Regions from separate parts of the Mus musculus genome. Here region 1 is linked to region 2. The links are chromatin loops, found by intact Hi-C in ENCODE. Cell type or tissue: gastrocnemius. All regions are shown on one strand. Links, peaks and the distances in the headings refer to the core of each region. The heading gives the core; the rest is flanking DNA.

The links. Hi-C counts contacts between places; a loop is a spot of excess contacts. Peaks named below come from ENCODE experiments on the same cell type or tissue, not always from the same donor. Only the 100,000 strongest peaks of a DNase experiment are listed, where the experiment ranks them.
Region 1: a loop joins it to region 2, with 10 times the contacts of the local background. A loop is called at or near these places in 19 of 42 quality-filtered maps.

The regions. Positions count from the first base shown.
Region 1 is chr14:76,467,767-76,480,168 of GRCm38, forward strand. The region is part of intron 1 of Tsc22d1 (TSC22 domain family, member 1); the gene reads left to right. Among named protein-coding and RNA genes, the nearest start is that of 4930444M15Rik, 47 kb to the right of the region's middle. In gastrocnemius, for the core only: CTCF peaks have their summits at 5,832 (motif pointing left) and 6,597 (motif pointing right); a DNase peak (open chromatin) is centred at 5,835.
Region 2 is chr14:76,114,773-76,127,174 of GRCm38, forward strand. It overlaps Nufip1 (nuclear fragile X mental retardation protein interacting protein 1), which reads left to right. Exons shown (of 10, transcript NM_013745.5): 4 at 206-268; 5 at 1,012-1,088; 6 at 9,714-9,806; 7 at 11,366-11,559. Among named protein-coding and RNA genes, the nearest start is that of Nufip1, 10 kb to the left of the region's middle. In gastrocnemius, for the core only: CTCF peaks have their summits at 4,446 (motif pointing left) and 7,310 (motif pointing right); a DNase peak (open chromatin) is centred at 7,329; H3K27ac peaks cover 1,479 bases.

The DNA.
Region 1 (12,402 bases), core at 2,532-10,531, 350 kb after region 2:
AACGTAGTTGGCACTTCCTGAAGTACCTTTTGAATCAAATTGAAGTTTATAAAAAAGCCGAGTTATCCAATAACAGCCAAAGTCTTTTAACCATATATTAACTTACTTAGTCTTCACAATAGCCCAGAGATGAGTACTGAAATGTGCGAAGGGTGTTTTGAAATGCGGTCCTTTAAGCCAGCACAAGGCAGTTTCATCAGTCAAAGTGAGGTCACTGAAAAAACTTTCTGGGATCGTTTAACAAAGAGCATGTGGTTTCCTTGTTTAATTATATGGTTTGGATAAAACAAGCCTAATGTCGTTTTAACAAAAATACACATTTTAACCGAAACCATACAAAGATGACGACTATGGAGCCCCTGGATGCCAGAACAGCACATAGTTTTAATACTTGGAGAACATAGTCAATCGTTCGGCGGCCTCTGTTGGAGACAGCCTTCTGCATGCCTATATGCAGAGCACAGCTGCCCAGGAGCAGTGTGGAACTGTCTCCCGGTACAAGGGTTCTCAGCTCCCTCGCATGCTCATGCATTTCGCTAGCAAATTCAACTAGGGTGTTTAAGAAGGGGTGTTGAAGATTAAGGTTTGCTGCTGGCCTCCATGTTAAATCTCGGACGGTTTAAACATATGATGTCAGTTTGGGTATCAGTTTTATTTTCCATGATCTTGATTGAAGGAATGATAGCCATTATCACTGGGGCAAATGATACCCTCATTTCACTTTAGATTATTTTTCATCCGTTCACTGAAGACTTTAAATGGAAAGTTTCTGGAAGCTTTAAAAGTACCTAACGGGTTAAAATAATGCTAATAATTCTTCTCTTGGAGAAGACTTTTATCCTAGTAAGCAAAGCCGGATTGAATGGCCTGAGCTGGTTTTATTCCCCTGGACAATATCAGGTTACAATGTATACCCTCTTCCAGGCTGGAGGTCTTCCATGTGTTTGGAAGTACTGGTAGGAAGCACCAGCAGGGGCTCTGTTTTACCTTGGCTGGGATTCCTGCATGAAGTCCAGGCATATTAACTGGCATGCTTGACAGGGTTGTCTCTCTATAGGAATGCAAGCTCTGTTTTGTCCGGACAGTATTAGCGTATTTTTAGTGGTGAAGTGTCTCAAGTGTTTCTAATTGAAATAAAAAGCAGAAACAGCCAGGAATTCTGAGGTTGGGTTTGAGTAGCTCAAGTGGAGGGAGGGAGAGGATCGAGTGACCGTGATGGGATACTTACGACCCACATTATCAGTGGCCAGCTTTGCTTCCGTGTCACCTGTCTATACCGCCTTTGTCTCAGAGTAAAGATGTCTCTACAGCAAATGCTCCGGTTTGCTCTGCATTAGAGTTGGAAATACCGAAAAAAAAATTTATGTTGTAGATTATATCTTCACCCCTTCTTTTCTCAAACTGACGACATCTTGGGCCTCGGGATGATTTACAAACCTATTAGCAACGACAGCTCTGTGAAAATTCAAAGGTATTTGCGTATGGCTTCTTGTACTTTGGGTAGAGACCATTTATTTTCTCCCTTTTTCTACCAAGTTTACTTAGGTTTATAGATTCCAAGAATGGAGCCCCAGCAGACTTCTAGGGGCTCCATCTTTATGTCCTCTGCTTTAATCTGTATCTTGGGGGTACCTGCCCGGGAGCAGAGCTAGCAGCCTTCATCCTAGGCTTAGATAACTTGAGAAGTACCGGTTATGGACGTTTGCATTGTAAGGCTGTCCAGAGTGCTCCCTGTGCTAATAGGGTCCTGTGGCTGACTTTCCCAAGGCGTGTTTGTGCTGTGCGAGCTGTGCCCGCCCGCCCGCCTGCCTAGTCTCACTTTCCTCTGTTTATCACTGTCTTACAACTGCAGTTAGTCACAATGATCAATCAGGCAAATGCTGAACACCTTTGGTAAGCCCACTACTGCAGGGGTCCAGGGGAAGTTGTCTGTGGTCTTTAGTTTACATGCCTGGTGTTGCACTGTGAATCACTGAAATTAATTTATAAATATTTGAAAAGGGCAGGTTTTTAAGGTATAGGCCAGAGAAAATCGCCATGTGGAGGAAGGGTTCATAGTAGCAGAGTGGCCTGACTATAGTAGCAAGGGTCGTGGAGCCAGGCTCAATCTGCATATTGGTTCCATGATGTGCTAGCAAGGTGAGCTTGGTCGGGTAACTCGATTCCAGTCTCCGTTTACTTGGCTGTCAAGTGGGAACAGAGCAGTCTGCCTGCTGGATTTCTTTACTGAAGTTTCTTGAGAAGTTTGATGGCGTCTGTGTGAATGGGTTGACCTTTGTTTCATGGTCCTAGAATGGCACTACTTAAGGACTGTCCTCGGGTGGTGGGAAAACCACCTCTCAGTCTTCTGCATGCAGTAGTTTGGTGAAAAGCCTTAGTTAAGAGGTAAATAAGTTAACATATTATAAACCATGTAGGTGTAGTGCTTATCATCTTAACTGTTACTGGACTCGGTTTTGTCTCTGCAAAGCATATAATCTTTCCAGGTTAATATGCTCAATACTCCCATTCCCTACTTTCCAGATTTCCCAATTCCATGCCCGTGAGACTCAGTTTGTCTCCTAGGCACTCGGTGCGGGCAGTGGCAGCTTAAGTCCCTTCCCTGGCGAGTTAGGACCACTGTGTGACTTCCATCTACCCCCTGCCTCCAATTCTTGGTTTAGATTCAGGATTCTGTTGTTTTGGGGTTTTTTTGTTTGTTTGTTTGTTTTGTTTTGTTTTTTGCTTTTCTACCTATTGTGTTTTACTCCCTTCCTAGCTTGGGTGTTCTGGGTTACACTGCTGGTCTTCTCATTCATCCCATTTGTGTTATCAACTTTAAAAGTCTGAAATTATCCTAAGACCAACTTTCAAAGGAAAACAAAACCGAATCCCTTAGATTTCAACCCCAGTTACTACCCATTCCACTCCTCACGATGTACATGAACTATCGTCCTGTAATTTTAGATTTGTATTTAGTCATTCTACAAGTTTGATGTTACCCACGCAACAGTTGCATTTTCCTTTATTCCAATGATTTGTCAACTGTACCTTCTGATTCATACCTTTCTAATTGGGTTGGCTTACTTTTCTTAATGAGATGTTTTAGATGTTTCACAGCAACAAATGGCAGGAAGATTTCATTTTGCATCCTCTCTGTTTCACTCTCTTGAAGTATTCAGTCCCCGGGTCCCCCACTCTGGCTTTGAAAGTGACCCTCATTAGCTAGTCTTTCTGAACCAGTGGTATGTTTTTGAAATGTCTCCTAGGAAAACTAATAAGAAATCTAGTATTTACTACATACGGCTTTGAGGGTTTTTGTTTTGTTTTGTTTTGTTTTTTAATTGAGAAGACCACTCCTATTGGCAGAATTGTTGGACGGTGAAAGGCCGAAATAACTCAATCGGCTGTAAATGTCAGGACGGCCGCCCCTGCTGTATTTGGAACATTACTTAAAACCTTCTTACAAGTATGTGTATGTCTAGGTCGTGCCAACATCTCTGGATCATGTCCACCGTCACTGCCTCCCGCCACGACTCCCCAGGATCCCTCCCTCATATCTCCGAGTCCATTCCTTCCTTTCATAATTTTTTAATGAACGTACGTTTTTGAAAACCATCGAGTCCAGCTAGCGCCATCCATGTGTGCACAAGTGTGGGCTCATCCACTGGAGAATGCGGCTCCTCACCAGTGACCATCCTAGAGAAAGCGGCTCTCCCAAGGCAGTAGCTGCTTCACTAGGGGCGGGGCCTCGGGAGCCCCTCCCACCTCTCGCCGGCCTTCTGATCTGGCTCGACCTTGTGCAGATTGAGTGTTCAAGCGTGCAGCAGCCACATCGTGACCGGAGACTCTGCCCTGCGATCTGTCCTTACATCCTTTCCTCCTTGTGTCCCGTTCATGGCTGAGGGCTCGTGGTAGCTTCTTAGCGGCACTGTGAACAGTCAGGCATAGATGCTTCTCTGACTAAGGTTGGGAGCCACGCCAGGCTATGGATAGAAATGTTTAGAAGGCAGTTTGGTAAAGTGATCATGTAGAAAAACAACAGTAACAACAGATACCAGTAGATTCTTCCTGGCCTGTTACATCCCTAGATAAGGATTTTGCCTAGGTCTATAGTATCAAGTATGAACTCCCTCCTGTGGAGCATGCCAGCATCAGTCAGGATTGCTGTTGCTTACCCTGATAGACAGTCTTGTGGCTACACCCCCACTTGATAGTCTTTCCTGACAAGCGCTACTGTAGCAAGTGAGGGTCCAGCACTGAAGTCAGGGCACTGATGTCTTTCTCTGGCTGCAGTCCGCCTTGCCCCTTCAGCACTGTGACAGCAGGGACTTTCCGGGCAGTTTCAGATTGATCTGCGTCCTGTGGAGTTTCTGCAGCACGCTATCGCTGCAGAGCTATTGTAGGTAGGTAGGAGCGGTGACGGGAGCCTGTGCTGCCTTGGGTGTCTCTGAGACCTGTCTGACAGTAACACTCGGGGAGGAGATTCCTGCCTACCACTGAAATTTTCGTTTAGTAATTCATGTCCTTCTGGGAACAGCAATTACAAATGTAGGGTACTTCTGTTCAAACTCTCCCTTGGAAAAAGATTATATTTTCAGTGTGGTTACCAACTAGTGGGGTTTCAGATGGGCTTCTACGAAAATGAGAATGCTGAGAACTAAACGTTTAAGCAGGAATGGGGAGGGGATGGGAGAGGGCTTAGCTTTTGTTTAGTATTCTGTTTATATTACTTCCCCCCCCCCCAGCAAACTTGTACTTGGAATGTTACTTAAAACCTTACAAGTATGTGTATGTCTAGGTCGTGCCAACGTCTCTGGATCACGTCCACCATCACTGCCTCCCACTACGACTCCTTAATGACAAACAGGCAGAGCTCCCATTCTCTTAAGTTTTATTTTCTGTCCGTCGTCCTGTGATGTCATGTAAGTGGAGCACCATGTGTCTTCTGTGGTTTCAAGACACATACCCCATGGTGAGCAGCCTCTGTTGACTTACAGTGCCGTGGGAGGCACCCCTCAGCCAGTGTCAGTGTGGTGCAGTAGCAGTCAACAACTGGACTAACTTCTAGAATGGTGTGTAGTTGCCTCATGCTATCAACATTCCGTTGTGTTTGCTGTGATTATTACAGGCTTAGCCATTTCTGTCATTAGCTGCCTTTCCATCCTAGACTAACAAGAAAGAAATGCTCAGGCACATTTCTTGCCACAGACCAACTAAAGTTCTGTGCACGTCTACATCAGTTGGAAGCTCTTGGGATGGGTTAGTGGGGCAGGGGACGAGGACTGTGTGGTATACTCTGCAGCTTGCAAATGATCATGTTCTGCATAGTCCCATGTAGAAATGAAATTCTTATAGAAGGAACTGGTTTCAAAGAAGATGTTAGCATTTCTGGAATTGACGGGAGCTATCTTCCGCCTGTGAGGCTGAGTTGAGGGCGCTTCAGTGCATTCATGCACTTTCGGCTTTACCTGCTCATACTCTCTCCGTTCTTACTCCATTTTACTCTACATGTACTTTAAATTTAAAGTTTAGGTTAACAGAGTAAGGTCTCATCACGGCCTTTTCACACACAGATGGCTTTCTACTCTAGGCATTGCTTTTTTAAACGTGGAGCTTTGTGGCAGCATATTTCTTATATTTAACATTTCCTAATTTTTTTTATTAAAGCAATGCATCTTAAAAATAGCTGTAATGGGTGTATAAAGTGCCTGTGTATTCAGAGTAATGAAAGCAATGTCCTAAAAATTACAAAGTATTACATAAATAAAATCATTAGGTAGCAGGGGTTCTACATATAGAAATAAGTTGTAGGATATGGAAGGCATTCTAATAGGACATGGTGTGTTGGCGCCACCTGCTGTCTTGTAGGCATAATTTCTTCTTGGTGTACATCTGGATCTGTTTTTTTTTTTGTTTTTGTTTTTTGTTTTCCCCTGAAGCCTTGTCCCATAGCTGGGGCATTGCTGTGGGGACTTTCATTTAGTCTCTGCTGTGTGGAATCTGGGTGTTTGGCTGTTCTAACGACAGTGTCTGTTCCAGGTTAGCCAGTGTTTGGAAGTCTGACTTCAGAGTAGTCCGAGGAATGTTCTTGATAGCTTTAAAACTTACTGATCATGCTACCGTTCACACTTCTTGGTTTAAAACACTCAAATTGATCATGGTGACAAAGACTACTGGATTAAAACGGGCTGAGCGAGGTTATTTCGAGTTTCTTGAGTTCATTTGCTGCCTTTTTCACTTCTCATATTCAGCATTTCTGGGTCCTTCCATATACTTTGGTTTAGAGAAATAATCTCAAATTCTCAGGCTAACCAAACTTCGGTATGTTAACATACAATTTATGTAAGATTTTGTTAGCTTGTTCTAGCCTTTTTAAACCTCAAGGTTAGCTACATTTTGTTTCTTGTGTTTCTTAACACATTTTGTAGTTTTATTCTACATGAAAACTTATTGTTGCTACCTTGGTGTACAGGTCTGCCCAGTATTGAGTGCACAGTAATTATGGGGGAGCTGTGTCTAAAGTTATAGTTGTTATTTTATTGTTTTAGAATTTAACTTCTTAAAAAAAAAAAGATTTGTTTATTTATGAGTACACTGTTGCTGTTCTCAGATACACCAGAAGAGGGCATCAGATCCCATTACGGTTGGGGTTGGTTGCAAGCTACCAAGTGGTTTCTGGGAATTGAACTCAGGACCTATGGAAGAGCAGTTAGTGCTCCTAACTGCTGAGCTATTTCTCCAGCCCCCAGAACTTAATTTCTTTTTTCTTTCTCTCTCTCTCTCTCTCTCTCTCTCTCTCTCTCCTCTCTCTCTCTCTCTTTTTTCTGAGACAGGGTTTCTCTGTGTAGCCTTGGCTATCCTGGAACCCACTTTGTAGACCAGGCTGGCCTCGAACTAAGAAATCCACCTGCCTCTGCCTCCCAAGTGCTGGGATTAAAGGTGTGCGCCACCACTGCCTGGCTAGTGATGTTATTTTTATTCTCCATCTTAGAAAATACATTAGAATGATTTTAACTTTAACTTTGATTGGTCAATGATGATTAATTTCTTAGTAAGATGTGTTTAGGATAATTTTTTTTAATTATTTATTTATTATATCTAAGTACACTGTAGTACACTTCAGACACACCAGAAGTGGGTATCAGATCTCATTACAGATGGTTGTGAGCCACCATGTAGTTGCTGGGATTTGAACTCAGGACCTTCAGAAGAGCAGTCAGTGCTCTTAACTGCTGAGCCATCTCTCCAGCCTGAAAAGTCTATTTTTATGCTAGCTTTAATTATTAAGTATTAAGCGATTATACTTTAACATTGGCTATGTTTTTAAACTTAAGGATTATCTCTGAGTAGAAGGCCTCTATTATTTGTTTTTACATGTGTTTATTTTTATCTTTTTTTAAAATTTATTTTATGTATATGAGTACACCATTGCTCTCTTCAGATACCAGAAGAGGGCATCAGACCCCATTACAGATGGTTGTGAGCCACCATGTGGGAGTTTGGAGTTGAACTCAGTACCTCTGGAAGAGCAGTCAGTGCTCTTAACTGCTGAGCCATCTCTCCAGCCCCCATGCGGCTTCTTTAGTGGGTCTCACTATAGCCTAGGCTGATCTAGAACTTTATGGTCTGTCCGCCTCAATCTTCCAAGTGTTTGGGGCTATAGGTGTGCAGTACTCACCAACAGCATTTATTCACAATGGTCGATGTGTCGAGTCATGTAGTTACGAATACTCTTTTGTAATAAATATGTAGCGAGGAGATGGCACCAAGTTTGCTACATAGACACAAGAACCTGAGTTGTGTTTCCCAGCACCCACATAAAAGCTTAGAGGGTGGAGATGGCCAGATCCAAAACAGTGAGCTCCAGGCTCAGTGACCCTGTCTCAAAGAATAAGGTGGAGAGTGGTGGGGAAACAGGTAGTGTTGATGTCTGTCCTCCCCACGACATGCGCAGGGAGAACATACCTGTGCATACTGCACACATACATACATACCTCCCCCACACGCATACTGTATTCACACATACATACCACAAATACACACATATCAAACACACAATTAAAATATAAAAGTAAAATACTAGCGCACACGATCATTGCTTTTGCATATTGACGATTTTTAGATAATCAACAAAAAAAGGAGAGTCAACTTTAATAGTTACCTACATATATTATGTTACAAATTTATACTTTGTCCACGGACGTAGAGCTAACACTTGTGTTTTCTGAGGCGATTTTGATGGTTTGGTCCTTGGGTTCTTGGAAAGAAGCTGCACCCGTGGCTTTACGGTTCGCGTACGGTTTGCTTCTGTGGTTGCTGAAGTAGGAGCTGGGTGGACATCAGTGCCTCGTTTCCTGTTACACCAGTGATCACATCGTGGTTGAGTTTGAAAACCCTAAATCTGTTTTGCCCTCAAGCTCTGTTAGAATATTAATTTTCAGTGACTGTATGATCTATGTTTTGGTGGCAATTGTCATCATCGGCTTATTTGGGACACTGGGTCCTTTTCCCTCCTCCCTCCTCCCTCTTCTCTCCTCCCTCCTCCATTCTTTCCTCTTCCTCCTTTCTTCCCTCTCTCCTTCCCTCAACTTCTCCCTTCCCTCTTCCTGTCAGCTCTTTTCTCTTTTCTTTCTCCCTCCTCCCCTCCTCTTTCCCTCCTCCCTTCTTTACTTCCCTCCTCCCTCCTCTCTCTCCTCCTTCCTCCCTCCTCTGTCCTCCCTCCTATTCTCCCTCTTCATGTCTTCCTTCCCACCCTCCTTTCCTCCTAATCTTTTCTCCTCCCTCCTTCCCTGTTAGATTTTCTCCTCCCCAAGTCTTCCTTCATTCCTAAATCCTTTTGCTGTTTACCACTAGTTTTCCTCTCGCCATACAAACACATTTCAAGGCCTGCGGAAACTCTCACTGAATCTCTCTGAGGTCTAGGGTTGGGTAGATATGGTCAACAGAGGTCATAACGGTTAACTCGGAAAGCCCCATGACAATCTCCTGTGCCCCTTAACCCTTTGAAATGGGGTAAATACCTCTACCATGTATCATGGCATTTTTTTACTCTTTCTGTCATAGTGTGTCACCATAAATAAATTAGGCTGCTTCCCCTTTAAGTAGAAACTGCCTCGAGGGTCAGATGGAACTTGAGAACTTTCATCTGAAGCACTTGTTGGTCCCCCAGGAGTGTCAGTTGGACCTGGTGTGGGGAGCGGGGGCAAAGGCAGGCTTGGAGGACGGCCACCATTGTATACATGAAGCCTGTACTGTGATCTAGAGATAAGAGCGTTGTGAGTACTAACTGTGGCTCTAGTAAGGGATGAACTGGCTCCCCACCCCCACTCCCCCACACACTGGTTTTTACCTGGGGAGGCAGTTGGCTGCTGTCCTCTTGGAGGTTGGCATTAAGTCCAGTTCAGCCATTTTGTTTTCTTTTTCTTAGTTAGGAAATCTTTTTTTTTTTTAATTATCTATTTATTTTGTTGTAGCTTATCAAAAGACCCTCACTCACAAAGACCACAGAAATTGCCATCGTTGCAAAACGCATGAGGAATTTACTTATCCAACAGGTTGGGGAACCCCCTCTCAGCACGCAGGCTGGAGGAGAGACCCAGAACAAAGAAAGGACACACTTTTTATAACTCTGTAAGGGCCAGATATAGGCACCAGTTTAGTCTGGCTTATTTTAATTGGTGTAGCCAATAACCTTTTTAGATACTGGTTGGTTTGTGGAGGGTGACTCTCATTTTGTCTGTCCTTGAGGTTTTTAGTATGAGGCGGGACAAAGGAATTGTTAATCTTGTTTTGGAAGCTTAGTAATTTTGACCGTTAAAACTATGTTTCTATATTTGTTTAGTCAGCCAGCTTTTTTATCTGACTCTGTACTTGGCCTGCTAGTACAGTTTGGAAAGTCCTTTTGAAGGGGGAAGGTACTGGGTAGTCTTGAATTTATTTTGGATATTACAATTTCATATATATGAGTACACTGTAGCTGTATAAATGGTTGTGATCCTTCATATGGCTGTTGGGAATTGAAATTTTAGGTCAACCCCACTTGCTCTGGTTGCTATGGCCCAAAGACTTATTATTTATTATTATACATAAGTACACTGTAGCTGTCTTCAGACACACCAGAAGAGGGTGTCAGATCTTATTGTGGGTGGTTGTGAGCCACCATGTAGTTGCTGAGATTTGAACTCAGGATCTTCAGAAGAGCAGTCAGTGCTCTTACCCACTGAGCCATCTCGCCAGCCCTAGTTAGGAAATCTTAAGAGCTACTTTAAAAATACTTGGAGGACTGGATGGCGATGGTGACAAGAGGAGTCTTTTGCTTCAGTTGGCAGATAAATTACATGAGATTCTTTCTAAAGCCTAGCGTGACGGTACAAGGTCATGAGCAAGTCCAGCAGCTTGGAAGCAGGGGCAGGGGGATAGGGAGATGTGAACAGTTTGTTCTCCATAGAGTTCCCAACCAGCAAGTGCCATCCAGTGAGACCTTCCCTCCCTCTTTCCTCCTCCTCTCCCTCCCTCCCTTTCTCCCCTCCCCCCCTTTTTTTGTTAAAGGCAGGCTCTCTCACTGTCTAGCTCTCCTTGCTATGTAGACCAGGCTGGCCTCAAATTACAGAGCTCCACCTGCCTCTAAACCCCTAGCACTTTGACTAAAGGTGTGTGCTACCACACCCAGAGTAAGACTTTAGAAAGAAAGAAAGGAAGGAAGGAAGGGAGGGAGGGAGGGAGGGAGGGAGGGAGGGAGGGAGGGAGAGAGAGAGAGAGAGAGAGAGAGAGAGAGAGAGAGAGAGAGAGAGAAAGAGAAAGAGAAAGAGAAAGAGAAAGAGAGAAAAGAAATTGAGTTGAATAGCACAGTTAGCTCTTAACTTTGATACCAGAGCTTAAACCATTTTGAATTATTAATACCATACTCGGAGGGTAACTGTGGCTCCTCATGTTTTCGTTCTTAAGACCCGGTGCTTAGATGTTTGCTGTGTGTGTGTGGGTAAGAGGGAAAGAGACACAGATATACCATTGTATGCCATTGGTGCTGAGGGGCTGAGGGGCTGAAGGGCCGGACAGGAAGGTGGGGGGAGACTCTGACTCAGCATGAGGAATGCTGACTCATCCTGAGGAATGCTGGCTCACAACGGGAGAGAGAAGCCTTTCTCTGGAGATTTGGAGATAGTCAGTTTTCCAGTTTCCTTCAGATGGAATTGTAGAGCAGAAAAAAAAAGTAATGATCTCCCTGCTTCTCGCCTACAAGTTTTGTTTTGTTGTTTGTGAAGAACAAAACAGAACAAAGGAAAACACTTCGCCAAAAGATGGAATCCTTATCTGAAAAAAAAGACGTTTGGAACAGATTCTCCATTTTTGTCTCTGTAGCTTTTGTCCATCCTGTCCAGGTTTAATAACTAAATCCTTGGAAGCAGGAAGTACATTAGCACTGTTCTAAGAGTTTGTCAGTCCCTTAGGCCGTAGGATTATTTCCTCCCCAAGGTGGACACGCAGACTGTTATAGGAACCCGGAAAGGACCAGACCCAGGGCCATCGGAAGCTCTGTGGATCGCACTGAGCCACATTCACAAGGAGTTTCTGTAACCTGGCAGCCCATGTTCTCACAAGAGCCACGGCTAACCCTCAGCGTCAAAGGAGGCTGTGTTTCCCCAAAGGCTACTGCTTTCTGAAAAATCCATGACTGCAGCAGGTACTCGGAAAAAGTCAATGGTTTTTTCTGTCTTTTATTCGCTATTTTAGACCAGGCTCTTTTGTGGCAGTTTGTTATCAAGAAGTAATGAGTAGATTCTTCTGAGAGTTTGGACTCATTGCAGTCTAATTATGAAATAGTAAAGATTGTATAGGAATTCTCCTTCATAGGGTAAAATTGGTCCAGTGGTGCTGTTGGTGGGCAGTGGAGTTGCCGTGTTGTGTTCATTAAGCATAGGTGGTGGCTATTGTAACTAAGAGGGGATGAGACCCCAAGTTTATTCCACTATCTACGGGAGCAATTCTGCTCATGTCTAAAGAGAAACTTTAGTTTTGATTCCAAATGATTTCACTAAATAAAACATTAATAACAACCAGTTGAATGAATGCTAGTGGACCTCTCCACTAATATTTAATGTTTTAGAATGGATATGTTATCTTGATTACTGTTTTTTAATATCTAGTATATTTTAGTACATTTAGCTCGGAGGTTGTAATTCTGCATGTGTTCCACAAGGTGGCAGGCTTGTATGTTTGTAGGTTCCCTTTGGTTCCGTGCAGAGCAAGCTCGTGGTTATGCAGAAATCAAAGTTTTTCTGTTAAATGTTAACTGTTTTATATAGCAGAGCTTTACAGTTTAACTTTTATGATGGAATGCTCTCTGAGCCTCATCCCAGGCTTTCCTGGTGTCTTAAACGGTACAATGTAGTGTGGTTGTTATCAGGAAACCCTCTAGATAGC
Region 2 (12,402 bases), core at 2,615-10,614:
AAGGAAGTGAGACTGGTGGTTGCGCTGCTCACCACGGGGATGCCAGTCCTTTCTAAGTGCAGCTCTGTGTCAGAGTGATCTTGTTTGCTAGTGGCCTAAGAATGAAAGAAGGGTGTAGCACAGGTGGAATAATTGTTAGACCAGAGTCTGGAGACCCCTGGTGGTGTGGATCATTTAACTATCCTTTTGCTGTTAAACTTTTCAGTGCCCTGAAGTAGATTGCTCCTTTAGTGCACATGAGAAGATTGTCCAGTTCCATTGGAGAAATGTAAGTTCTTATGGCCTTTTTCACCCTTTTAAAATGTTTCTCTGTGTATGCTAACAATTAGTAATATCCATGCAGGGTTTTCTACTTTGTAAGGAAGTTTTATATCTCTTACACTATTTTAGTCTCAAACCATGCAAAATAGATAAATATTAACTTCTCCTGACAAGATTAGAAAGAATGAGTTGCCTGCTCAGAACTGATTCTTGCACTTGCAAGTTGTGTGTTGGTTTTCCCATACCATGCTTCTTAAAATGATCCTGTCTGTGGATGCTGACAAGGTGGCTCAGCAGTCAAGAGCTTGTACTGCCCTTCCAAAAGACTCAAGTTCATTTCCTATCACCCACATTGGACAGTAGACAGCTGTCTGTACAGGATCCTGCTTTGGGGATCCAGTGTCCTGGTGTCTTGAGGGCACACACATGAGCACACATTAGAATAAAAGGAAAAACTTGCTTCAGCTGTCACCTTCAGTTTTTCTTGCTAAGTTGGTCACTTGGATGTGTAATATCAATTAAATGTGTTATGTATCTGTAATAAAATTTAAGCTGCTGCTGTCCATCGATAGCACTGTTCTAGCTACATGAAAAATGGTGCTCTTCCTTTAGAGATGAGAATGAGTTAGAATGAGAATGGTGGCTAGCTTAAGATATGTTCTGCTTGTAAGTTCAATGTTGAAAACAATGTCACGGTTAGTTAAGCTCCCAAGCATGCTTCCTGATGTTCAGCAGGCTTTCTGCCCCTAGATGCATGCTCCTGGTATGAAGAAGATCAAGCTAGACACTCCAGAGGAGATTGCAAGATGGAGGGAAGAGAGACGAAAGTGAGTAAAGAATTATGAACCAATAAATAACTTTGTTTTACTGGGTAAGACTTGGGTGTTGCAACATCATGGCCGGGCTGGTTGTAATGAATCTGAAAAGAGAAGTGTGATCTTTATAACACTGTGTATTCCACTGAAAGGGACTGAGCCTCGTTTTGTGTTCTTCAATAGTGGTTCATTGTGACAGAGAATGGTGTTAGTTGATCGTTAAAAAAAAAAATCTTTATTAGATAGTGAAGTTCATTGAATTATTTTATAATGGTGATACTAAGAGAACGGTGGTAAGTTATATTGTATGAGGCTATTGAATATAGTTTGGAGAGATTTATAGGAACTTTCCAGTTAAATAACAGATATACTACACAGGGACTCTAGGGACTCTGAAGAGTCCATGCCACCTACTAAACGTTCAGTGGCTGGGGAAATAATGGGCTTCTAATATTTAAAGTGCACAGTACATTGCTATGTTTACTTTTTTGTCTGACCACATAGCTGAATGATGTCTTCTGCTACGCAGAACGGGGGCAGTGAACAAGATGGACATGTGCTTGTCCTTACCTGTAGAGAGTGCAGGACTCATTCCTGTGATAATGTTTAAGAGGTGTGAGCCTTGCTGTGTAACTTATGGCTTTGCATTATATTAGCAGAGATGGCGTAGTTGATGTCTGGCTGCAGTGCGCTTGGGAACAGTCTGCCTGGAGCTCCATTTGACTTCCTCTCACGTGTTTGATTCTGTAACAGAAGACAGGGCTAGAACTGTTAGCTTGATTGTGCACTTTGAGAAGCAGTTACTGTGTTAGTTTGTTTTCTGTTGCTTTGATAAAATACCCACAAGCAACTTAGGGAAGTTTAGTTTGGCTTATGGTTCCAGAGATTTAGAGTCTATAATAACAGAAATGGTGTGGCAGGCAGCAGGCAACTGCCTCGGGGAGCTGGCTGATCACATTGTGTTGGTAAACCAGGAAACAATGTGAGCTAGAAGTGGGGGTGAGGCTATCACCCTTGAAAGTGAGCTGCCGGTGACATACTTTGTCCATCAAGGCTTCATAACCTCTTCAAGCAGTGCCACAGTTAGGACTGAGTGTTTCCATACATGAGTCTTGGGGGGCAGTCTCAGTTAAGCCACCGTAGTACTGCTCTCTAGAACTAAGCTAAGGAAGGTCAGACACAAGAGCTCATTCACTTGCTTTAAATGTGTTCATTTGTAGCATTGGGATTGCACTTAAGGCCTTGCTCTTACTAGACAAACGTTCTGCCACCATGCCACAGTCTCTAGCTGTGTTAATTATTATTTTATGTGTCTGACAGTTTTGCTGGTATGTATGTCTGCACTACATGTGTGCTTAAGTGTCTGAGGAGGCCAGAAGGCGGCATTGGATCCCCTGGAACTTGGAGTTATCAATGGTTGTGAGCCACTATGTATTTGTTGGGAATTAAACCTGGGTCCTCTGGAAGAGCAGCCAGTGCTTTTAATCTCCACCAACTCGTTAGCTTTAAAATCGGGACTGGCTCCGGTGTTCAGGCTATGTTAATTCAGGTAGTAGCCCAGGTTGTTTGAAGTCCTGATCCTTCGTCCTTAGTCTTCTTAGTAGCTAGGATTACAGGTCCTTGCCCTCCAGCCTGACATGAAATTAGTCTCAGAGTTTGAGAAAGCTACCTGAACCTCTTAAGCATAGAGCATAGCTTGTAAATACAGCCACTCTGTGGCTTCTTGTTTTACCTCTTATGGCCCCACCTCCCCACTAGCACTGGGCTCTTCTGTCTTTGTTATGTGTTGATCAGATCTTTCCGTATTATTTTGTATAGAAGGATAAACAAGTAGTGACTCCACCTTCTGTCTGACACTCAGGGTCTGGAAAGCTCACAGCAGGGATAGTGAAGGTGGTTCCCTGCTAGCTGGGATAGAAATGACCTGTTGGACACTAGCTTTTCTCTGCGGTAGTTGGATGACTTGGAGGCTGCTGGTCTAGTTCAGTGGTGCTAGCTTTCTTTATAAATGTTGAATTCTTTTGAGGGATGTGAAATGGCTTTCCATCCATAGCTCTGATGGTTGCAGTGAGCCCTTCTGGTCTTCGCACGAGCCCCATCAACATCTGAGCTCCACTGTTCCATTTTTCTTCCCTGACCTGCTTTCTAAGCTCTGTTCAGAAAGCCACACAATTGTGATATACTCTGCAGGTGAACTGGTGGTGCTCGCCCACTTGAGGGACTGACTAGACTAGTGAGAACCTCAGTGTTTTCTTGGTTCTCCTGTGGTAGAAAATGAGATGTTCATTTTGTAGTTGTTATTCTGTTACACAAATGACCGGCTGTACAATTGCAACATTTGCCAAGCACATTTTCTCTTAGCTAAAGTGTTGAAACTCTTAGAATACTGGTAATCACGATTCTAAATGTGGGCTGTCCTTCAGGTAAAACATTTCTACATTATTTCAAAGATTTTGGTATCGGGTAGACTTTTTGTCTATGTCACATGGCCTTTTAGACCGTTTGATGACTTTTGTGGGTTTGGTTTTTGTTGTTCTTGTTGTTTTTATTTTATTTTATTTATTTTGCAATTTTTTCTTTCTGTTTTTCTATCTTAAGGCAGACTCTTACTAAATATACTAAATAACCCTGGCTGCTGGAACTCACTATGTAGAATAGACTAGTCTCCAACTTATGACAGCCCTCCTGCCTCAGTGTCCCAGGTATTGGGATCACAAGGGTATGTCACCAAGCAGGGCTGAACTCCTCACTTGTTCCTTTTGTTTTGATGCTGCTTCTGTCTCAGAGGGAGACCTTCTCCATCCCTGAAGTCCTGCACACTGGCTCAGCGACCAGACTCCTGCCTCTTTTGGGGTTTTCACAAAAAAGCCTTGGCCGTCTTTAAATACTGTGCTGTGTCCAGTATTGTCCCATTTTGGAGAGCTATTTTGCATTTTGTGTTCTTGAATAAGTTAATATTGGACCAGTAAGTACATCTTTTACGTGGCTGTTTATGTCACCCAGTGCCATAGGTAGAAGTGGTGTATGTGATGTATGTAAATGGGGCTTGAAATTATCTATCTATTTATTTATTTTGGTCTTTTGAGATAAGGTTTCTCTCTATATCCTTGGTTGTCCTGGAACTCACTCTGTAGACTAGGCTAGCCTCCTACTCGGAGATCTGCCTGTCTCTGATTAAAGGCGTGTGTGTGTATATTCCTGGGGTGGAATTCAGGTTGTCAGTCGTGGTGGCAATTGCTTTTATCCTCTGAGCCATCCAGTTGACTCACTGCTGTGGTTTTTAATAACAGATTGTTATCACTAGACAATCAATTTAAAAGCCTGCATTCTTAAGTGGCTTTTCTCTCTGTGAAGGTGAACTTTGCCCCCTTGTGGACCATACAGCAAGTGACTCAAGGAAAAACAGTCTCTGGTGGAAGAGGTGATTGTCAAGTGCTAACAGGAAATCTTAGACCATTTGTTAATGGAAACCGTGTCTTTTACTAGTTTCTTGGTAATATTTATCTTGAAGGTTAGAGGTAAAGATTTTTAACTTATTGTACATCTGTGTCTATATATGTGTATGTACGTGGGTATGTGCATGCCAAGGCAAGTGTATGAATCCAGGTCAAAGGACAACTTAGAAGTTGATTTTGTTTTTCCACCGAGTGTGTTGCAGGAATTGAGCTCAGGTCATGAGACCCAGCCACAGGTACTGTTATCAGCTGAGTCTTCTCATAAGCAGGCATTTTGTAATTGAGAAGTTAAACATTTTGCTGTTTATAGCTAAGATTCCCAAAGCCAGAGACTTTCACTCTAATGGGAAATAGTGAACAAATATATGAGGTGCCTAGAAAGCTACATGCTATTGAAACACTAACAGTAACACGTGGGGATAATACTGCTTAGCCAAACAGTTCTTTCATTAGGCAAGAGGAGGCTTTGGAAAGTAGATTTGTTTGGGAGGGCTTGCTGTGAAAAGTGAGCTACCCACCCTCCACTCCACACCTAGGGTATAATACACATAGCAAGTAACTTTTTAAACACCGTTATATGGACACTATCACAAGTAGCCATAGAGAGTGTTACATCCTGCCTCGCCCAGTTAAATCATGCCTTCCCCGACCACTTAGCAATTGTGGTTCTGTACTGTCAAATCATGTATGTGGCACCATGCAGCATGTAGACTTCTGAGGTTCAGAAGTCATGCATGTTGGGTGTAGTACTAGTTCATTCTCATTTCAGAGTATTTTTCTGTCCCATTGTATCGCTCTATCAATGACAGTGGTTTCTTCATCTCCCACTTGAGAGGCGGTGAGAGTATTTTGGCATTGCTAAAGCTTCCATAAACATTTGTGTGTGCGTTTGTGCTTTGAATATAGGCTTATGTTTGTATTGGATAAGTACCCAGAAGTGGTGTTGGGTGGTCATGCAGAGATTATATACTTCACTTCAAAGGAAACTGCCAAACTTGGTTGGGGAGAGGTTTGGACTCTAGCGTTGCTGGTTGACCTAGGGAAGCATTCAGAGGAAGAGTGCCTGAAGGTCTGCATCAGTTAACTGTGTCCTCCAGGAGCCTTGCGTCCACGTCTTACTTGAAAGCGGCCCATCCTTCCTAGGAAAAAACAAGCTCAAGGTACTGTTGCTGCTGCTGGCGCTGGGGAGACTGCACTGCTCTTCACTGCCTGTTCTGATTTTGCCTGACAGAAGGTTCACATCTGTTCTCATATTACTCCCACACTCTAGACAACAAAGGAAACAGAGCCTAGTTTTCAGCTTCTCATTAGGAAAGCAATAGGTGTGCGTCAGCTTTAAGTAGATTTCCATGCAGACCTCATTATCTAGAAGTAGACTGTGTTAGTGGGCGTGAACTTGGAATGTCCCCCAAACAGAATTGCCAAAAGGGAGAATATGCAGCTGTGTGTTACTGTGCGTGGTGACACAGTTTTAAATTGGTTGTGTTTCAGAACTATGAGTGAAATTCATGGGCAGCCCCTACTCTCTAGAATAAAGGAGGGCTGGGACAAAATTTTCCATGCTTTCCATGACTTCTCTCACGTAGAACTTTCAGTGTAGATTGCAGGTATTCAGTGACCATCGTCAGAAGTGCTGGGAGATGAATGGGTGCAAGATACTGAGTGATGAAGTGGAACTAGGGACTTGAGAGCATGAGGGGTGCCAGAGAGGACACGGGAGTGGCGGTTGGGGTGACATTTATTGTACCTGCGATGTTAAGTGTTCTGTGCACCTTTTAATTCATCTGAGGTTCTTTCACATCTTACTTCTTGGGTCTTGCCCCTTCAGGTATTCAGGAGCGTTAGTACATACTCATTAGCAGGATAGGGAACTAGGTGTGGGATGTGTGTCGGTAGTCCTGGTGTTCAGGAGGCTGGGGTGGAGTGTCTGACCTTGTGCTGCTCTGCCTGTAAAATATAGAAAGCAAGGCATTTTAGAAAGGGAGAAATGGGGTAGGTTGGCAGGAAAAAAAAAGACATGGGAAATATTTTCTTTATTTTGGTTCATTTGATAGATTTATAAGACATGTACTCTAATATTAAGCAGTTTAAAAATATTAAATTTTATTTCTAGCTATCTATTCTCCGCTTATTTTATCTTTATTTTTCAATGTGTATTTTTAAAGAACTGAAAGATTCTTAGATTTGTTTTATGTGTGACTGGGTGTTTGCCTATGTGCTTGTTGTTACCACTTGCATCCCTAGTGTCCAAGGAGGCCAGATGAGGATGCTGGGTCCCCTGGAGCTGGAGTTACAGTGGTTGTGAGCCATGAGGAATTAAACCTGGGTCTTCTGGAAGAGCAACCAGTAACGGCCTTGCTATCTGTTCAGCCCCAATTTATTTTATCTTTAAACTTTCATTGTATATATCCATATAACATCATATTGTGTTATATTCAGACATTTCCATTGCAAGTATGTATTTTACATTGCATCAGTCTCAGATTTTGAAGAGTGTACCCTAAAATGAGTGAATTCCACATTGGTACAACAAAATGCTTTTTAATTTGAAGGTTACTGTTCTAGTGAAAGGTGCTCTTCTGGAGGAAGCCAGTGTGTGTTTTGGCACAATAGAGTGCTAACATCTGTGTAGCCATTCTGCTAGAAAAGTGAAAGAGACCCTGGACTATGGATTTAAAGCCAGGAAAAAAAGTTACATCTTTATGTTATCTTTCAGACTAACCAAAGTTGGAGGGCCCACTGTGCTTACAAAGTAGGAGAGCCTGTCTCCCAGGCAATGTCCACTAGGTGGAGCTTTTCTCTTCCCATCGTTGCCCCTGTCTGCTGTTCCCAGCTCAGGCTGAGTTCCCTGTCTACCTCTTATTAATGGGTGTATGTTTCTGACGTTCAGAAAGACTTTGAAATTAAACTACAGTGGCATAAGCTTGTGTTCGAGCGGTTTTTAATAAAGAGAGAGAGAGGAGCTGTGCTCTGTCTGGGATAGGCCTAGGAGAAACAGTAAGAGTAGCAGCAGTTTGAGTGCAAGGAAAGCATTGGCTTACTGTGCAGAGTAGCAGTTTCACCCACTAGTGGACTCCATCCTGTAAAGACATCAGTAGGACGCTGAACTGCCCCCTTTGCATGGAGGGCATTGAGTAGCCCTGAACTTGGTGCTGAGCCACCACAGGGCCTGTGGTGTCTGGCTTCTCTACATCCTGTCTACAGATGGGGAACAGCTGTCACCCATTCTCCCTGAAGGCTGTTCTCTAAGCATTTCTCTCATCTTTTACAGGCGGGCATGCAGGGCATGGCAGAGATTTTGGTTTCTTTAAAAAATACAAAGAGCCCACAAAGTAGCTCTACTAAGGCCAGCTCCACTGCCACAGTGCTAAGGTCGGCTCCACTGCCACAGTGCCTGTCTTCCTACGAAGGCTTTACTTTCCCCCCTCCTCATCAGCTTGGAGTTTCTACTGAGCCACTCCAAATTTTATTTTTCCTCAGCATTGCCCTGAATGTCGGGGAAGAGGTCACGCTCATCCAAGTGCCAAGAGTCCACTTTGTGAAACCTTAGGTCATGCTTGCTTTTCACGAGTATCTGTTGTTGTCAGGTTCTCATCTTGTACGACCTTGCTCTTTGCCTGTTGTGCTTATTCATAGCCCGTGCAGTCATCATCTCTTCTTTATGGACGGCCACTATTTATAGCTGGGTACATGCTTTGCACTGTCCTTACTGAAATTCACTGCCTTTCCCCATTCTCTCTCCACTCCCCAAAGCCATTTCCAGTCTTGTCTCCAGACTACGGGATAACTGACAATAGTTGTCACTGTCTGTGCTCCACGAGCTGATAATGCGGGTGTGTATGTTAGTTTAGTGCTAGTGACGGTCAGACCAAGGGCATGTGCATGCTAAGCATTCTCCCTCTGAGCTATGTCCCCAGTCCAGTGATAGATGGAAGAAGTGGCAGAACTTTAGTTGGTGTTTCTGATGATCATCAGCCTGAGTGGTGAGGGCTGTGTTTCACTCCTTCATGTTTCCTATACTATGAAGATTTGTTTCATTGCCAGATTTTAGGGCTGGCATCTCCATACATCTTGTGCTAAGAAATGGAATCAGTGGTGTGCATTGCCTAGGATTCTCATTCATTCATTCTCTCTCTCCCCTTTTTTCTTTCTTTCTTTCTTTCTTTCTTTCTCTTTTTTTTTTTTTTTTTTAGACAGGGTTTCTCTCTATAGCTCTGGCTGTCTTGGAACTCACTATGTAGACCAAGCTGACCTCAAAATCAGAGATCTGTCTGCCTCTGCCTCCTGAGTGATGGGATTAAAGGTGTGTGCTACTTTGTCCAACAAAGTGGTTTATTTCGTGTGTATGAATGTTTTGCCTGCATGTATGTCTCTGCACCATGTGTGTACCTGTTGCCCAGGGAGGTCAGAAGAGGATGTTGGGTTCCCTGAAAATGGAGTTACAGATGTTGTAAGCTACTAGGTGGGTGCTAGGAATTGAACCTGGGCCCTTTGAATAACAGTCAGTGCTCTCAACCACTAAGCCATCTCCCTAGCTCTTTAGAACTTTTCTGTGGTTTGCTATCACCTGTTGGATTGAGTACAACATTGTAGGTTGAGCCTCCTTTGGCAACTCAGTTCCCTGTAGGCAATTTATGTTTTATATAAAATAATTCCCTGGTGGTAGTGGCCACTCTTTCTGTGATCTTGAGTTGTTTGTATTACTTAGCTTACTGAGAACAAACTCCAAACCTTTCCACCGAGTGCTCTCTGTTGGCACTGTTTCAGACCAGTTGCTTTCATGTGCATTTCTTTGTGGATTTCATTTTGAAATAATTCACCCCACCCAAAGAAAAGTGTATTCTCCTGGGTGCAGCTATGCTTAGGCTTTTTCTGTCCTCCTTAGTAGACTGTTGTTTGAGAATGTCTCTTATGTTGGTGACTTTGTGTGTGCATGGTGTATCTCTGCAAGAGTAATTGGCTAGGCAGGTACTTTCTCTGTGTGTGGTGCATGCTAAGCAGAGACGTTAGAGCAGTTCGCACGTGCTGCGTGAGTTAGGCAGTTGTAATTCTAGCACACGCTCCTTACCTGGGTGCAGAGTTGTGTGGACAGCTGAGACACTGACACATGAACTGCATTTTCTCTCTTAAATTTTAGAAGCAATTGGAAGTTTGTGATGTTTTTACATTTTTTTTTCCCTAGAAACTACCCAACTCTGGCCAATATTGAAAGGAAGAAAAAGTTACAACTGGAAAAGGCAAAGAGAGGAGAAGTGTTGACAACCACACAGTATGGGTGAGTTCCTGGACGCTGTCCATGTGCGTCCTCCGCGCTCCTTCAAAAGCTTGTGCTTAAGAGGAAGAGAGGGAGCACGCCAGCCTCTTCATACCCCCCCACCCCCGCTCCCATTCTGACTGTATCTTAAATACGCTACCTTGTACATGTGGTAGGGTTGGAACAGTCCTTTCCCTCCATGCTGCCCTGTGCTCCTTCAGACAAGCAAACTCTTATTTGGATGTTTGTAGGAAGTGTAACCAAGGATGCCCCACAGGATTGTTTCAGTCAATCACCTGTTGTCATTCAAGCAGTTAGCCAGTTGCTTATTAATAAAAAGTAGATCTGTCATACAGCCAGCCATGCTCTCCTGTCAGTAAAACATGAGGTCTCCTTTCCCTCCACTCTCACTTTCTTTTTTTTTTTTTTTTTCCACTCTCACTTTCTTGTTCAGAATTTTTCCATTTTATTCTACTGGCCTTACATATACAAATCCTATATGCACTACTTGTTTACATATACAAATCCTATATGCACTACTTGATGCTAGCGCTCTCTCTGTCTCTACCTCTCTCTCTCTGTCACACACGCACATGCGCACACACGCACACACGATCTTTCTGTCTGTCTGTCTTTCAGTGCTTGGTAATGTTACTAACAATATCCAGCATCTTATGTACTTATTCATTTGGCGAAATATCTCTTCAGGTATTTGTTTTTAAATTTTCTTTTCTAATTATGTGTATTGAGGGGGCTCTGAATTGTGCGCATAATTACAATGCCTATAGAGGCTATAAGGGGGTGTGAGATCTCAGGAATTAGAGTTAAAGGCGATTGTGAACCACCCAGTGTTGATCCTGGGAACTGAACTCCAGTTCTGGAAGGGACTGATGTGTTCTTAACCACCAAGCCGCCTCTCCAGCCTCAGAGGGCTTGCCGTCCTTAATTTTCAGGAGTTATAAATTTGGTTGCATACATATTGATGTGGAGTGGCTTGTATACATTAGGGATGTACTTCTTAACTTTTCTTGTATCAGGAAGTACTTGTCACTGGTATTTGGGGTCAGGATGGTGTCAGACACATCTGCTGGTGGTGACACAGGTCAGACACAGTTCAGGACGTGGTGGCTAGTGCTGTTAACCCTAGCTGCTTACTTGTTAGGTGTTCTTCGTTATACAGAGCTGTCAGGCATCATTGTCCTTTTACTCAGAGGACCTACTTGAGTGTTTCTTAAAGAGAAGATCTGCTGAAGGTGACATACTTATAAATGCTTTGCAAACCTTGAAGCCCTTAAAAATAAGTAATTTTTTAATGAAATAAGAATGGGTGTGTTTTATAAGACATGCTTACATACAATCTGAGAATGGCACACGCTAAGAAAATCTGCCAGTGATGGCACAACAGAGCCCTATTTTAGGAAATACTTGGAAACTTGTAGCTAGAAGTGAATGAGACTTAGGTTGTGGGGTGTGAACCTTTAAGTCTGGGCCTTTCTTTAATTTGGGCTCTTTCTGTCTTAGGGAATAAGTGGTCAATTTAACATCCATGTTTCTTTTGCTCCATTTTTTTCTTACTTCAGCAAAATGAAGGGCATGTCCAGACATTCACAGATGGCAAAGATCAGAAGTCCTGGTAAACATCATAAATGGAGAAGAGGTGGGGCTAGGCAGAGAGCAGTCGTTGGACTAGGAAATCATGCCAGAGATTCGAAGCCTGAAGTTCCATCCAAGGCTAATGTGGACCCTCTAGGTGCTTTGATCCACAGCGACTCTGGTAAGCTGAATGGGAGATAACATAAATACGCAGTGTGTGCATTGAGGGAGATTGGATGGGGAGGGGTCTTGGCAGAGTGGAGTGTTGGGTTAAGTACAGAGGGATAAGATTAGGAGGAATGGAAATAAAAAAGTAAGCACAGCTAATAGTTACTGAGTAAGGTATGCCGTGCTCCGTGTGCTTTGGGTGTGTTACCTCTTTCCCATGGAAGGGCCTTTTATGCAGGTGGTATTCTGATTTCCATTGAGAGAAGACCTCAGGACCAAGCAGTTCACTTTACTCACACTGTTAGCTGCTGCAGAGCCCGAACGTGAACCAAGGGGTCTGACTCCTAGTTCAGCACTAGTACTGTACATGTACTCTGATAAGGTCTGAGTTTGTCTGAAAAATGTGAATATAGGAGCTGAAGATGTGGAAAGGAGTTTAGACAGATCCTTTCTGGCTATTCCTGTAGTTCAGTGGAGGAGCTCTTGTTTGGCGTGCACAAAGATTCACTCCAAATAAAAATAAAACAAGCCGGCTGGTGGTGGCAAACGCCTTTAATCCCAGCACTCGGGAGGCAGTGGCAGGCGGGATTTCTGAGTTAGAGGCCAGCCTGGTCTACAAAGTGAATTCCAGGACAGCCAGGGCTACACAGAGAAACCCTGTCTCGAAAAACCAAAAAAAAAAAGGATTTTTCCTTTGCTCCCCAAGGTTTTCTACATCAGAGCCACTAAGGAAACATCTTAACTTTGCTAACAGTCTGCTTCTCCAGATTCTCTCTAAGGGTGATGGCCATTGCTAATCTACATTTCTACCTTCTTTCCTAGGGTGGTTATTGAATTATTAATCTGCTCCAGCAGC